Linked DNA regions of Homo sapiens: region 1 is linked to region 2. The links are chromatin contacts, found by Hi-C or POLR2A ChIA-PET in ENCODE. All regions are on one chromosome and are shown on one strand. Each heading gives the region's core, a stretch centred on a gene start or an enhancer-like site at or near the end of the contact. The rest is flanking DNA. Distances are from core to core; before and after follow the strand shown. Region 1 overlaps XXYLT1 (xyloside xylosyltransferase 1). Region 2 holds the start of XXYLT1-AS1 (XXYLT1 antisense RNA 1).

Region 1 (4,155 bases), core at 1,040-3,539, 120 kb before region 2:
TTGGGGGCTGGTTTTGGGATGAAACGGTTCCACCTCAGATCATCAGGCATTCGTCAGAGTCTCATAAGGAGCATGCAGCCTAGATCCCTCGCATGCGCAGTTCACAGTAGGGTTTGTGTTTCTTTGAGAATCTGATGCTGCTGATCTGACAGGAGGTGGAGCCCAGGTGGTGATGCTCACTGGCCCGCCTCCCACCGCCTGCTGTGCGGCCGGGTTCCTACCAGGCCACTGACCTGTACCTGTTCGCATGGGGCTTGGGGACCCTGCCCCAGAAGACTCACTGTCTTCTGAAGGGCTGTCCTGGGAAACTGGAACCCAGCCTGTTCTGTGTGTCCCCAAAAGGCCACACCAGGTGCAGCTGACCAGAATTTAACTCCGTTACCACGTTTCTGTGAGCCTGTGGGCAAGGCCCTTTTCTTCCCAGTGGCAGATCCTCGCATCCCATCCTGTCGGATCCGATCCCATCGGATCCAGCAGCCCTGGCTTCAGCCTGCACTGTGCTGTCACTCACCCTACCGTGGCCACCCCCGCTTCCTGCTCCCTCCACCTGGGCCACTCTCCCGGTGGCATTCCATGGCTTGCCCCCTCTCCTCCTCCAGATCTTCCCGGTGGCATTCCGTGGCTTGCCCCCTCTCCTCCTCCAGATCTTCCCATGGCATTCCGTGGCTTGCCCCCTCTCCTCCTCCAGATCTTCCCGGTGGCATTCTGTGGCTTGCCCCCTCTCCTCCTCCAGATCTTCCTGGTGGCATTCTGTGGCTTGCCCCCTCTCCTCCTCCAGATCTTCCTGGTGGCATTCCGTGGCTTGCCCCCTTTCCTCCTCCAGATCTTCCTGGTGGCATTCTGTGGCTTGCCCCCTCTCCTCCTCCAGATCTTCCTGGTGGCATTCCGTGGCTTGCCCCCTCTCCTCCTCCAGATCTTCCCGGTGGCATTCCGTGGCTTGCCCCCTCTCCTCCTCCAGATCTTTGTGCAATGAGGCCATCCCTGGCCGTCCTGTGTGAAATCGTGCTCATCTTCTGTGATGAAGGGCCCTGGCCCTTCCTTGCTTTCTTTCTCTTCATAGTTCTTATCGTCTGCTCATGTGGAATGGATTTTGCTTTTTTTTGTTTGTTTTGATCATCTATCTGCCCCACCCAGATGTAAGCTCCATGGGGGCAGGAAGTTCTGTGTGTTTCATTCACTGCTGTGTTCCCAGTTCCCAGAGCGATACAGACACATAGTAGGCAGTCAATAAATATTCATCAAATGAATTAAATGAATACCGTTTTGTTAGGTGTTATCTTGAACTACTTTATTTTAGGGGTCCCCTCAGTCTGCCAGAGCTGGCTCACTGCCTTCGCCCTTTTTCTTCTTTTGAGATGGAGTCTTGCTCTGTCACCCAGCCTGGAGTGCAGAGGCTCGATCTTGGCTCACTGCAATCTCCACCTCCTGGTTCAAGCGATTCTCCTGCCTCAGCCTCCCAAGTAGCTGGGATTACAGGCGTGAGCCACCACGCCCGGCTAATTTTTGTATTTTTAGTAGAGACGGGGTTTCACCATGTTGGCCAGGCTGGTCTCGAACTCCTCACCTTAGGTGAGTCACCTGCTTCAGCCTCCCAGAGTGCTGGGATTACAGGCGTGAGCTACCATGCCCGGCCTGCCTTTGCCCTTTTTCTGAACCCCACTGGAGAACCTTTGGGGGTGGAATCCCGCAGCTTCTGGTGAATCCAGTGGACTCTGAACACTCCTTAGGGTTAGTCACAACCAGGAGCTTGAATTTGTGGGATAGCCATTTCTTGATGGTTCCCCAAGCCTGGAGAACTCTGATTCCTGCTGTGGCGGGTGCTGCCCTTGACTGTCAGCGTTCAGCTGGGGGGAGGAGCAGGGGTTCTTGGTGTGGAAGAAAGCAAAGGAAAAAACAGACATTCAGGAACTTGCCTGAGTGAAAACATCTGAACAAATACTGAACAAAGGGTATAAACATGTGTCCAGTGATTTCAGTGAAAACTATTTTCTGGCAGCTCTTATGGAGCAAATTTGAGGCATTTCGGTTCTCTTATTCTGAAGAGGGACAGCTGAGCAAATTTGTCATAAAATGCTAAAAATAGTAACGTGGTAGAGACCATTTTCTACTAATTTAATGCCAGAAGCTCTTTCTAAGCTAATGAAAATAGTTGCCAAATTGGTTGAACAGTAATATTTCCCGTTTTGGTCCCCTTCATTAGATTCTGTCTTTTAATTTGTCAAGATCTTCTTTTAAATTCTTGGCTATCGGTCAAAGGCATCAGCTGGCTCTTATTACTTCTTGCCAGGACGTCAGCCAACTTTTTTCTGGGCCTCGCCTCACCCATGAGGAGTCCGTCCTCCTGCCCACTGTGTTCAGGGCACTGGGGCACGACAGCAGTCCTGCCCTTGGGGAGCTCACCTTCCGGTTGGTGGAGGGACCCCAAGTGAGTGGGTGTCACACAGGGAGCAAGAGGCGAGAGGTCAGCAGAGCAGCGTCCTGTCCTGTCCTGACTTCAGCGGGGTGTGGGGGTTGTTTGCACGGAGAATGCACCAGGTGCTGTCAGTTCTGTCAGGGCACAGAGAGGAAGCTTTGAGGAGGATGAGGAGAGGTTAGCCTTGAAGGCTTGGGGTGAAGGCTGGGGGAGGGGCCGAGCAGGCATTCTGGGCCAGGGTGTGCGGGCGGCCGGGGCCTCAGCCTGGACTGCAGCTGCTGCTGCCCAGATGGTGTCAGATCCCTGTGTGTCCCTCTGGTGTGTTTGCCAAGCCGCCTCTGGGGCTGACTCTGCTGAGCGTCTTCTCTTTGTCCCGAACTTTGTGCACTGTCCCTGGCTGGAGAAGACTCATTTCTGTACTCAAGTCCTGTGTGTAGTTGCTGATGGCCAGGTCCTGCTGGTCAGCCGCCTTGGACGGAGTCTCGGGCCTGCTTTTCCGTTTTCTGTCCCCTTACTCTGGCTTCTGGATAGCCTTTGGAATATTCCGGGCGATAGCTGGGCCTCCAGAGAGAGTGGGCTGCAGGGTGTGGGCCCGGCCTCCCCTTGCCTGGCGGGTTTTCCTGGTCAGCGTTCCTGCTGCTCCCCGGTCATCCCTCCTGTGCTGCAGCCTTTTTCTCTGGTTCAGACCCACACTCTGCCGTCCCACTGCCTGGGCTTGCTGAGCTCTCCGTTCTGGCTTGAAGGCCTCGCCCGAGCCCTGTCACCGGCTCTGCCTGTCAGGAGGGCCCAAGTGTGCGGCTTCGGTGGGGCTGCCTGACACTGACCTCTGGGGTTGTAAAGGTCCCAGAGGGTCCTAAGTCGGGCCTGATGTGGCTGAGATGGCAAGAGCCGGAACGTTTCTGTAAAATCTGAAAGCCCTTGATGGGGCCGAGGGGGTGAGGAGGATTCCCACCCTGTGTGGACAGGAGCACGCAGCAGCGGAGTGACTCCACCACGTGAGTGGGGTCCAGCGGGTGTGGCACTCGATGACAAGACAGTTTGAGAGCGGCTTGTCTCCGGGGACCTGGCGTAGGTCTCCTCTGCCTTAACCCTTGGCTTTTGCACTTCCTCTGTCTGTCCTCCATACAGGCTTCTTGCCCTAGTGAGGACTGGCTTCTTAACAGGGTGAGCCGGTTCCTGTCCTAACCCCACTGGCATCTTACACTCTGGGAGATAGCTTCCCCCTGAGAGGCGAGTGAGCCACGTAAGGGGAGGTGGGCGATGGCTTCCCTTCTGTCTTGGGTTGGGGGAGTCAGGTACAGTATTTTTTCTTTTAAAGCATCATTGATCACATAATAAGGTTTGTCATAGTCCTTAATCACAGACCTGTGAAATTTGGAGAATTCACGGCACCTAGGATGGGAGTGAGCTTCTGATTGTGAGCTGATTTGGGAGCTAACCTCAAGGAAACTCCTCTTGCAAGCCCCCTGCTGGGTGTCGTGGCCCTCGCCCAGTGACCTCCCGGGGACTCTGGACGCTCTTTGTCTGCCCTTCCTTTTCCCTCACCTCGCTCCCCCGTGAGAAAGTGGGACTCATGCAGCTCAGCTCAGTGACAGAGGGTTTATTAGGGGTAGCTCTGGGACCCATCTTTTGGTGATTTCTTCTCTCTCTTTCTCTAATGGAATAATTGTTTCTGTCTACACTTCTTTATTTTCTCCTCTCTACAGCTGCCTTCTAAAAATGTGCTTTTCTGTTCCTGCAGA
Region 2 (4,645 bases), core at 1,778-4,277:
CTCACCACTTACTAGCTGGGGGGCTTTGACTCAATTCCTTAACCCTTGTAAGCCTCAGTTTCCTTGTCTATAAAGTGGGGATCATGATAATAACAACCTCATAAGTTTATGAAAGCTGAATGAGGTCACAGATATAAACACAACAGTGCTTGCATGTGGTGGCACGTGGTGCTAGCTACGTGTTGATACGCATTTGCTGCTGTTGTAACCCACACGTGGTGCTAGATACGTGTTGATACGCATTTGCCATTGCTGTAACCCGCGTCACAAAGTTTAGTGAGGATGAAATCATTGATATAAATTGTTTAAAAGGTGACTGGCATTTAGTAAATGTCAGCTACAGTATATCTCTCTGTCTGTCTGTCTGTGTATGTATTCTTATGTCAAAACCAACTCAGCACTGAGCCTGCTTCCAAGAACTGTCTCCAACTTAAAGTTGCCAGCAGTCTGGTTGAGGGGACTGGGCCACACCAGCAGCAGATTAAAAATGAACCGGCCTATATGTCTTGTTCCTTTCTTCAAGACAACAGGGACATGGGAAGTCCCAGCAGAGGGACGCCAGGGGAGCCCGTCTGAGGGGTCTGCTGGGCGGGAATCAGAACAGCCTGCCTTTGCCCAGCGCTCAGCGCAGCCTGACCATTTTCACCCCTGTTGTTTTTCTTATTAAATTGGGAAACAAATTATACAAATTTGAACTATTTCTAACCTCCAGCAAAAGGTAGTCACATTCTATCTCAATTTGGAAGACTGAGTGGGCATTACTGTTGACGTGAGTACCTACAGTTTCAGTCAAGATTCTCATTTTTTTAAACCCATGGAAGAAAATTATCCTCTATGGAAACCAAGCTTTACAAAGCTTGTCTCTATGTTCTGATTTTAATTGCCAGTTGAAAGGAAAGCTCAGCCTTGCTTGTTAAATAACTGTGTAAATATTACCAGGGCACTGAGAAGGCCTGAGGAGGAGAAGGAATGGTTTCCTTGCACATCTGTGCCTGAGAAATGAAGACTCAGACTCACTTCTGAAGAAACGAGTTCAACTTCAGATGGGAGGTTGAACTCCATTTTCCCGAAGGCCGAGGAAATGTATGCGTGTGTGTGTGTGTATCGTGTGTGTTTGTCAGCATGTGCGTCTGTTACGTACACGTGTGCGTATGTGCATGTGTATTATGTAAGTGCACATGGGCATGGTCGTGTATATATACGTGTGTGTGTTGGGGACGCACTGGGAACAGAGCATGGTGTCTGCGTCACATGTTGTTTCTCCGCACCTGGAGGCCTCTGAGTGCTGTGTCTGCGCCACTGTCACCAGCCTCCCCGTCTGGCCACACAGATCCTCCTGCTGTGCATGGGCTGCAGCCATGCTAGAGGGACCCTCCAATCTCCCCTAGGTGGCCCCAGGCTTAGCAGGTACTCTATAAAAGTATGTTGAGACAGTGTACTTTTCTGCTTAAGGTCAAAGGGCTTTGCTTTTGTCTGTGTGTGGAGAGCCGTGGCGGCTGGGAGAAGGCTGGGTGGGTGTCCATAAACGCGTGCTAAGGATGGAGCCATCCATCAACCTTATTTCTCCTCTTGCCTTTGCTTAGACCATAGCGTGGACACTGCTATATATTACATATTGAATTGGGTTCCCGGAGCCTCTGGCCTCTCCCCGGAAACAAGTAAGACCTTCTCTGAAGCTGCTTGAGTTCCTGTGGGCTGGAAACAGGGCAGGGAAAGAGAGGTTTGCTAACTGGTTCCTTCCCAGCCAGATGTGGTTAACGTGGCCTCTGAAAGCACCTTACTCATCCCTGTTGAGCTGCTGACCTGCAGCTCCACATGTACCCACTCTGATTCACTGAGACTCACTCCCCCTCCAGTGAAGGCTGCCCCACCCGCAGATCAGGGGACCGCACGTGTTAGGGCCTTACCTAGGGTTCCCTGGCCACTGCCGCCTGCAGGCCCTCGCTTTGTTGTGGCTCTTCCCAAGAGTCATCAGGCGCTGTTGCTCACGCATAAGCACACAGGTGACAAAGTCCCCTGAAGAATTGCCCACCAGTGTGACCTGAACGACCCCTTTCCCCAACACCACACATGAGCACTCAAACTGGATGTGGAGGCCCGGCTGTAAGAGTGCCCATCTGCAAGGCTCAGCTCTAGGAGCTGTCCCCCTGCCTTCCCTGACCATATGGGGCACAGGTTCTGTGCTGGCCCCAGTCCCAGATGGTGGAAGGCAAGGAAGGAGAACCCACATCACCCACCTGCCGTGCACCGGGGGGTTCGCGTATGACTTTGTTTAATGCCCTGGCAGAGTCTTCTGAGGCATTACACTCACCACCGCCACAGGGAGAAGACTGGAGCAAGAGGAAGAGAATTTGCATTTGCGAGTGCACGCTGCGTTCCCGCGACAGCCAGACACTGCATTACCTCATGCAGCCCTCACGGCAGTCTCATGAGATGTAATGCTTAGTTCTGGTGGAGCTGGGGCCAGAACACACTTTCCCTGACTCAGAGTCCTCACTCTTACCTCCACCTTCTCACTACTCAAAAGTGTGGCCTGCAGACCAGTAGCGTTGGTATCACCTGGGGGCTTGTCAGCGATGCGGAATCCCAGTCTGCATTTTAACCAGATCCCGGACACACATTTCCCCCGCACAGTAAGGTCTGGGAAGCACTGCCCTGCATCTAGTAACTCTTATGTGAGAGAACCCTGGGAGGGGAGGTGGAGGCCAGTGGGGTTAGCTGAGAAAACCTTCTGGAGGGCCAGTGGCAGAGCTGAGCCACAGAACAGGTGCGTGGTGGAGCAGAGGCAGCATTTGCTAATCAGAATGGCATCTGCGATGCCTTCGCAGGCTGTGTGGAGAGGGGAAGGTGCGGCCTTGTGGCCCCTTGTCTGTGTGGAAGGGCAGGCGACTCTGTGGGGGAAGGGTGGCGTGGAGACGGGAAGCGTGATTACCCACACAGGCCTCGAGCACCCGCATCCAGGGACCACGGCCGCCAGGAGGGGCTGGACTCTCTCAGGAGAAGCGTGCGTCTGGGAATCCCCGCTGAGGGGGCTTGTGAATGTGGGATCGAAGCGCTTAGATCTTGGCTTCCGGAGGTCTCCGCGGGTGTCCAGCTTTGTACAGGGTGTGGGGATGAGTCTGCCGACCGGACTCCCATGTCAGCTTTGTGTCTGGACAGAACAAGGGGCGAGGAAGCCTGGTCGGGCCACTCTGGGCCTGCATGCGTGTGGGCAGGTGTCTGTTGGTCTTGGGCAAAGGGCGAGGTGACACTGAGGGCGTGAGGGAGGAGGCCCCAAGAGAGCAGGGAAGCGTGGAAGATGCCAGCTGGCCTGGGGGCGTGGATGTGGGTTTCAGCAGAGTGCAGACAGGCAGTGGGGCGTGGGGCCTCCTTGGGGCCTCGCTGGGCTGTGTCGGGTGCTTGCTTTCTTTTCTCCTTTGCCTCCTTCCAAGGTGCGTCCACAGCCAGCGTTTCTTTATGCTTTTCCCTCAGTCTGAGACCTAGGAACAGGAGAGGCCAGTGCTGTGAATTTCATGTTTCATGGCCTCCCCAGCAAGCCAGCCCACGAAATTCCACACAGGGAGGAGGAAGAGGAGGAGGAGGAGGAGGAGCTGCCACTGTCCCCGAGGGGAGCAGCTGACACTCTCCCCTTGACTGCACCAGGCCTTGGGGGTATGGCGCCTCCACGGACGTGGGCTGGGGGAGGATAGGCTCCTAATTAGTTTGGATGCGCTTGGAGTCAGGGCACCTTTTCCCCAGTGGGCAGTTCTGCACCCTGAACAGCTGTGGGGAGAAGGGCAGCGGGAGGACGGCCAGATAATTCCAGAAGAAAGGCTCCAGGAGTGGCAGCAGAACTGCTGTTATTTTCGGAGGAGTCTAATTACTTTCCCCAGGTAATGGCTTGAAGTAGCATCTAATTTTATTTATTTATTTATTTATTTATTTTTATTTTTTTATTATACTTTAAGTTCTAGGGTACATGTGCACATTGTGCAGGTTAGTTACATATGTATACATGTGCCATGCTGGTGCGCTGCACCCACTAACTCGTCATCTAGCATTAGGTATATCCCCCAATGCTATCCCTCCCCCCTCCCACCACCCCACAACAGTCCCCAGAGTGTGATATTCCCCTTCCTGTGTCCATGTGATCTCACTGTTCAATTCCCACCTATGAGTGAGAATATGCGGTGTTTGGTTTTTTGTACTTGCGATAGTTTACTGAGAATGATGATTTCCAATTTCATCCATGTCCCTACAAAGGACAGTAACTCATCATTTTTTATGGCTGCATAGTATTCCATGGTGTATATGTGCCACATTTTCTTAATCCAGTCTATCATTGTTGGACATTTGGGTTGGTTCCAAGTCTTTGCTATTGTGAATAATGCCACAATAAACATACGTGTGCATGTGTCTTTATAGCAGCATGATTTATAGTCCTTTGGGTATATACCCAGTAATGGGATGGCTGGGTCAAATGGTATTTCCAGTTCTAGATCCCTGAGGAATCGCCACACTGACTTCCACAATGGTTGAACTAGTTTACAGTCCCACCAACAGTGTAAAAGTGTTCCTATTTCTCCACATCCTCTCCAGCACCTGTTGTTTCCTGACTTTTTAATGATTGCCATTCTAACTGGTGTGAGATGGTATCTCACTGTGG

The links. A loop is a pair of places that touch in the nucleus more often than their neighbours do. ChIA-PET counts read pairs that join two places held with the same protein, here RNA polymerase II (POLR2A). Pooled maps may share reads with other maps.
Region 1: a loop to region 2 is called in a pooled map, with 2.4 times the contacts of the local background. The contact joins the enhancer-like site here to the promoter of XXYLT1-AS1 in region 2. A Hi-C loop is called at or near these places in 1 of 168 maps with a recorded cell type or tissue (IMR-90) and 3 of 50 pooled maps. POLR2A ChIA-PET finds 5 or more read pairs at or near these places in 1 of 52 experiments (activated B cell).

What each region holds. Positions count from the first base shown.
Region 1 is chr3:195,208,590-195,212,744 of GRCh38, reverse strand. All of the region lies in intron 2 of XXYLT1 (xyloside xylosyltransferase 1), which reads left to right. Among named protein-coding and RNA genes, the nearest start is that of XXYLT1, 60 kb to the left of the region's middle. RefSeq lists a silencer at 656-829 and an enhancer at 343-924. Within about 2 kb of position 2,289, at least 23 of the 41 ENCODE cell types and tissues checked have a DNase peak (open chromatin) inside an H3K27ac peak, as active enhancers do; they include IMR-90, where a contact is called at or near this core.
Region 2 is chr3:195,092,970-195,097,614 of GRCh38, reverse strand. It overlaps XXYLT1-AS1 (XXYLT1 antisense RNA 1), which reads right to left and starts at 3,027. Exons shown (of 4, transcript NR_104188.1): 1 at 2,937-3,027; 2 at 2,238-2,330; 3 at 1,908-2,016; 4 at 1,558-1,695. The region is part of intron 3 of XXYLT1 (xyloside xylosyltransferase 1); the gene reads left to right. RefSeq lists enhancers at 1,443-2,642, 3,107-3,156, 3,227-3,396, 3,517-3,586.